Regions from separate parts of the Homo sapiens genome. Here region 2 is linked to region 1. Evidence: chromatin contacts called from ENCODE Hi-C or POLR2A ChIA-PET data. All regions are on one chromosome and are shown on one strand. Each heading gives the region's core, a stretch centred on a gene start or an enhancer-like site at or near the end of the contact. The rest is flanking DNA. Distances are from core to core; before and after follow the strand shown.

Region 1 (3,157 bases), core at 535-3,034:
GCGGGCCGGGGGTCCGGCCGCCGCCTCCGTGTCGAGCTGAGGCGTCCCGCAGTTGCTGGCGCCGCCGGGGCCCCGCTCTCCGCCCCGGGAGCAGGAGGAGGACGAGGAAGAGATGGGGGAAGGCGGCGTGGAGGGCTCCCGCGCTGGAAAGGCTCTGGAGTCGCTGGCGTCCGCACCCGCGGCCCCGAAGCGCTTCGGCAAGCACCAGCCGCCGTCAGTCAAGGCCATCCACGGTCCGGCGCCGCTCCAAGCTGACGTCTAGCTCCTGAGGTGGGGTGGGGGAGACGGGTATGGTAGGAGATCGACGGGTTAACAAGAGCGTAGGCTGCACGCTACCTCGCCTCCACTCCTTTTTCTAGTTCAAATGGGATCTGACTTCTCAAAGATCCCATTTGAGACTTCTCAAAGATCCTATTTCTGCCCCGGGCGTGGAGATCAATAAGGGAGGGGAAGGGAGCCTGCGCAGCCGCCACAGGGCCCTGGAAGGGCTGGGATACCAGCCCTCCCTCAAAGGCACCGCTCCGGTCCCCGCGTCCTCCCCGCCCACCCCCTCGGCCGCATCCTTTCTCCGTGCGCGCGCCAGATCCCAGGGGTGATCTGCAGAAGCTGGCTGAGGCTTTCCTTCCGCCCTAAAGTGTCTCCCCCGGGCTGATGACACACAAAAGAATTTAAGTAGCTGTGCGTGTCGGCACCGCCGCATCCCGCCTCTCTGCGGATGCCCCTCTCCCGAAATGCCTCGGGGTGAGGGTTCCCCACGGGAAAACCCTTCGCGTAAGGAAGGCAACCTGTCCCCGAAAACGAAACCGCCGCGTTCTCCTATATTGGCTCTCCCAGAGCTTCCCGGACTGCGCTGACCAGCCCGAACGCGAGCCCCAGAGAGAAATGCAACTCGGCCCAGGGAAAGTGGGACGCCAGGGCGGGGGCAGCAGTCTGGGTCCTTCCCAGCAGAGGCAATGCGGAGAGCTTGTGGGGCGGGAATCGCCAGCCCCACCGGCGTCCCCGCGGCGCCGCACACCTTAGACACGGCCCGCGCCTGCAGCCACCAGCGTGCGCGCTCACGCCGGCCGGGCCACCCGGCCCACCCCGCGGTCATCTCCAGCAGCAGAAACGCCGGACCGTTCCGGAATCGGACGTAGCGGGGTGGAGCGGAGAGCAGAGAAAAGGAGGGGGAACGCAACGGGCTGGGGAGGGGGGAGCGTGAGACCGCCCCAGAGCCGAGGCGACCCCAAATGGGAGAGCAGGAAGAATGACAGGGAGACTCGGAGCGAGTGGGGGAGGGAGGTGAAATGCAGCCGGGCTGGCCTCCTCCAGGCTGCTCTTCCAAATCGCCTCGGCTCATCGGAGATTACCACACTAAAATTAATGCCCACACACAGACCTGGCTAGATAGCAAGAAAGAAGTTTCTCTGCCTGCCTAACTACCGGCTCCCGCCCCTTTGCGCCGAGATAACTCGGAGATAAGGCTGCGCGCAGATAAGCGCTTCGAGGAGAGAAAAAGAGACTAGAAGTTGGTCCGCGGTGTCCCGGGAGCCTGGGAGCCGCCTCAGCCCGCCCGGAGGGAAGGAGGGAAACACCGTCGGAGCCGACCGCGGCCTGGAGAGGGCCGGAGAGCCGGAGGCCAGGGGCCCGCGACGAGTAGGGGTGGAGGGGAGGAAAGCGGGGAGATCGCGCGAGGAGGAAGCAGCCGAACCTCGGGCGGGCGCTGCGCATGGAGAACGGCCGCGGCGGAGGGTGCTCCCAGGCGCGGAGAGAAGCCGAGGGCGCCAGCGGGCGAGCGCGAGTCCGGGGTCTGCGCCGCGCTGCTGGTGAATAAAAAGGAGAGAGGAGGCGCCTCTTACTGCTCTGCCGGAAAACTGCAGCCTGGGCTCCTGATTGGACTCACCGAGCCCTAAACAAACAGCGCTCGCCGAAGGGTGCCAGGCTGTGGGTCGGAACTGCGCTCAGCGAGCAGCTGGGCGCTGGAGGTGAAGAGGAGGAGGAGGGATCGAGGGGAGGAGAGAAAAGAGGGTGGGGAGGGGACGGCGAGGGGGGAGGGGAGCGCGCCGCCCAGGCAGACAATGAGAGCCGCGCTGCCTGCGGGCGTGGGCTGAGCCGCAAGCCCTGTCCCCGGAGTGGGGGCGAGTCCACCCGGGGGGCACCGAGCCCAGGGACCCCGGGGGAGGGGCGGAGGCCACAGAACGCCTGACCTGGCTAGCGACCCGCACCCATCCAGCGGCGGTGCACCCTCCCGCTCCCGCAGTCGCACACACACACCCACACGAGGGAGGGGGAGGGAGCCTTGGCACGGGAGGAGTTGGCAGTGCACAGTCCCGCGCCGCCGCCGCGGCGGGAGGGGCGCTCCAGACCTTGGGTCAGCACGCCCCCAGAAGGAAGGGGGAACGTGCTCTGCGCCCCCCCGCCCCCCAACCCCCGCCTAGCCCCTTCACAGCAAATGCGCTTTTTGCCCTGAAGTTGTGTGAGACCGACCTTAAACTTTCTCCGACCCTATCTCGGGATGCTACGGCTCAGGTCGTGGTGGTTTCGGGAACCTCAAGACAACATTCCCCAGCTGACCTTTGGGAACTTTAACTCGGGTCGTCATGTACGGAAAGGTAGTCTATGGGGTACGCAGAATGGAAAAGGGCTTCCACATCAGTCGTGTCCGAGGACGCTCTCCAACTTTTGATGTCCCTGGAGAGTTTCTGATATTTCCCTGGAGAGTTTCAGGTAAGTCACAGATAAGTCACTGCGAAGAGGGGGTGTCACCTTCCCTGGACCCAGCGCTAAATGCTGCTTCCCCACCCCCACGTTCATATACACACCCCCTCTTCGCTCCCTCCAAACAGTTATCACAACTCTGTACAAACTGATACGGTCCCTAGCGGGCAAAAGGGACTGGAAATGAACGTCGCGGGGTTATCAGCGCCGATCTGTCAGCGGCAACTCGCGCGGCCGCAGGCTCGTCCGCTGCAGGAGCCGTGATATATGTCTCGCTCCCTTTCGCTTACAGAAAGGATTTCTTCCGACAGACGTGACCCCAGAAGGCTGCCGAGGGAGACTTTAGGACAAGAGGCGTTGTTTTTGTGAGAATGAATTTTTATACTTTACCCCGACCCCACCCCCTACCCCCCGCCCAGGTAAATCCAAGTAAATGATTTTCTGAAGGTCGGTCTCCTAG
Region 2 (3,077 bases), core at 496-2,995, 430 kb after region 1:
ATTCTGACATCACCTTACTGAGACGGACGTTAGTGTAACAAAAAATAACATCAGGTGTCCCCCACGCCGATCTGCCACTTGGAAAAAGTATTTAACACAAAGAAATGGTTCAAGAGCTCAGGATGTTTTTCTCTCTATTGATATAAAGATATAAAATAGAACAATTTGGATGAAAAATCATTCCAGAGTCCCAAGTAACATTTGGCTACTGAACTCCAAGTAATTCTGTGTCACAGGAGGTTAAAAAAAAAAAAAAAAAAGGCATCTCCACAAATCCGAGGTACCAAGGCCCCTTGGCAATTATAAACGGTCAGCTGAGCACCATATGGCAAAGCAAGCCTCCCTTCAGACAGTTATCACTTGGTGGCTGATTAATTTCAATGGCTTATTAGATAGGCCTCTCCAGACCCCTTCCCAAGAGGAGGAGTCGGGTTGGGGGACCTGTGTCTGTTCTCTTCCCGGTGCTTTGTGTCTTCCAGGCTTGAAAGCATCCCGGTGATGGTGCTGCCATCATTTCCCTTGGGGGTAGAGGGTCTTTTCTGAAAGTGTTTGTTCACCCGTTCGGAACCTAGAATTCCTTTGGCGCTTTGCCTTTCCGCTCGCTCCAGCCGGGCGCTGCCCACCAGGTGTCCCACTGCAGACCTCTCCCCGCGACACCGACGCCCACCGCAGCTCGCCCCTTCCCCCCGCGCGCGCAAGCCCTGGCCAGGTGGCCGCGGCTTACCGGTGGGCGCGCTGTCCAGGATGCGGAGGTCGTAAGCCCCGGAGCAGCGGTAGTTGGCAGCTGTGCCGTTGTCCCACACTACCACCACCTCCTCGGGGCTCTCGAAGCTCCGGACGGTGCCCACATGGCCCTCGCCGCCGTCCTGCTTCCCCCACTTCCAGTCCGGGCCGCGCACTACCCGAGCGCCAACCCCTTCCACCATCACCCGGTTATTCCGGGAGTTACTCATCGGGGCCCGGGCGGTGGGCTCCGCCGCTGCCGCCGCCGCCGCCGCCGCTGCCGCCGGGGGGCCCGTGAGGGAGTTGGGCCCGGGCCGGACTCTAGGCGTCGGCGGGGGCGGCAGCGAGCCCCGGGGGACGTGAGAATAACTCACGGGGGCGGCGGCGCGGTCCCCGCGGAGCCCAAAGCCGCTGCCCAGCTGTCGCCGCCGCGCCCCCCGCTCGGAGTGGAGGGCGGCCCGCGGCTGCTCGGAGGCGGCGGCGGAGAGCGGGCAGAGGGGAGGGGGCCGTGGGCGGGGACTCTCCCGCTTCCTCCGGGCTCCCCGGCCAGGCTACAGCGACGGCCGCAAGGAAACCACGCTCTCCCCCGGCCGGCAGCGCGAGGAGCGCAGGGGGCCGGGGGAGGCTAGCCCGAGGGGGGCGGCGGGGAGCAAGCTTAACTGCCGGCCTTTCTGCCACCCCGGCCCCTCGCTCGGGGGCGGGCACCCAAGCGCCGGCGCCGCCTCCTCCCCCGTGGGCAGCGGTGGTACCTCCCGGCGTCCGGCGAGCGCCCGGGCCCTCAGGCCCCCTTCTCTCTGCCCCCGCACCAGCCGCCGCGCTCCGCCCCGCCACAGAGTCCCAGCCGGGCGAGAGCGACTCCACATCCGGGTACCGCCGTACCCAAGGCCGGAGCGGCACCTTCTCAGAGTGTCTAGGAGGGGGATCCTCGGCAATAATAGAGTGGGAAGGCTTCCAGAGAGCCGCGCGATCGCGGGAAGAAAGGAGGAGAAAACTGATCCCTAAGCGTCTCTCCAGGGTCCAAGGAGAGTGCGCATGCGCGCGGTCTAGAAAAAGGGCGGACGGTTGCCCAACCCCAGCCCCGGGCGATGGAGGGGCGGGCCCAGGGGCGGATCCCTGGAGTTGCCGCCCGGTGGTGCCGCGCGCCCAATGAGCTATGAGGAAAGCGGTTAGGCCGTCCTGGAGGCGGGGCTGGAGAAAGTGAGGGTGGGGAAGCTACCCGGGCTGCTGGAGCTGTGCGGCTGTGATGTGGCCAGTTTTTCACTAACTGCTAGTTTTCCTAGGCGAACTAAATGTGAATTAGGGATTCCATATTCTTTTAGTCTTCTTTTTTAACGAAGGTAGAAATACATTCACAAATTCAGGGCGATCTGTATTTGTGTGTAAATTGAAAACATTTCAAACCAGACAGAGCAGGTTAGTAGTGTGTTTTTAAGCTGAACAGCATGGTATGGAATGTTGTGAGCAACGGTAAAGACTTTTAGAAGGTGTGTCTTGACTTTATGCAGAATTAGGGTGATAGGCAGACTCCAAACTTTGCTCATTAATAATTGCCTCCACTCACGAAAAAATTCAGTCCCTAATTACAAAATACAACCTTCAAAGGAAGATTCGAAGACTGTAAGAGAAGTTTCTGGTTGCCGTTATTCAAATGACATTATGCTGCATAGGGTTTAAAACCAGTGTTTCCACAGGCCAGCACTGTTGGCACCGTTAGCATGCATTGTTAGCATAAACTGTTGCTTTTCCTGATAGTCAAAGGAGGGAAATGCTAACAGAATGGATAATCAAGGGAAAAGACAAGAAAACGGACGTAAAATGTACCCAAGGAATTACTATGTACTGAAATAAAATTTTTTTTGTTTGGTTTTTTTTGTTGTTGTTTTTTTTTTTGCTTTGTTTTTGAGACAGGGTCTCACTGTCAGCCAGGCCGGAGTGCAGTGGCGCCATCTCCGTTCCCCGCAACCTCCGCCTCCTGGGTTCAAGGGGTCCGCCCACCTCAGCCTTCTGAGTAGCTGGGACCTCAGGAACGCACAACCACGCCCAGCTAATTTTTTGTATTTTTGGCAGAGATGAGCGGGGGGGCAGTGGGGAGCTTCTTGGGGGATATATCTCACTATTTTCCCTGGCCGGACTGGTCTCGAACTCCTGAGCTCAAGCAATCCTCCCACCTCAGCCTCCCAAAGTGTTTATCCCAGGGATAAAGCCAACTTGATAGTGGTGGATAAGCTTTTTGATGTGCTACTGGCTTCTGTTTGCTAGTATTTTATTGAAGATTTTCGCATCGATGTTCATCAGGGATATTGGCCTGAAATTTTCTTTTTTTGTTGTGTCTGTGCCAGGTTTTGGTATCAGGA

The links. A loop is a pair of places that touch in the nucleus more often than their neighbours do. ChIA-PET counts read pairs that join two places held with the same protein, here RNA polymerase II (POLR2A). Pooled maps may share reads with other maps.
Region 2: a loop to region 1 is called in a map of ascending aorta, with 2.3 times the contacts of the local background. The contact joins the promoter of MIB1 here to the promoter of GATA6 in region 1. A Hi-C loop is called at or near these places in 2 of 168 maps with a recorded cell type or tissue (ascending aorta and cardiac septum) and 7 of 50 pooled maps. POLR2A ChIA-PET finds 5 or more read pairs at or near these places in 1 of 52 experiments (HEK293T).

The regions. Positions count from the first base shown.
Region 1 is chr18:22,168,216-22,171,372 of GRCh38, reverse strand. GATA6 (GATA binding protein 6) reads right to left here and starts at 1,784. Exons shown (of 7, transcript NM_005257.6): 1 at 1,691-1,784; 2 at 1-265. The coding sequence starts at 228. GATA6-AS1 (GATA6 antisense RNA 1 (head to head)) reads left to right here and starts at 2,405. Exons shown (of 2, transcript NR_102763.1): 1 at 2,405-2,706; 2 at 2,990-3,157. RefSeq lists an enhancer at 1-414.
Region 2 is chr18:21,739,460-21,742,536 of GRCh38, reverse strand. It overlaps MIB1 (MIB E3 ubiquitin protein ligase 1), which reads right to left and starts at 1,745. Exons shown (of 21, transcript NM_020774.4): 1 at 725-1,745. The coding sequence starts at 953. RefSeq lists silencers at 749-798, 919-1,548, 1,739-1,958.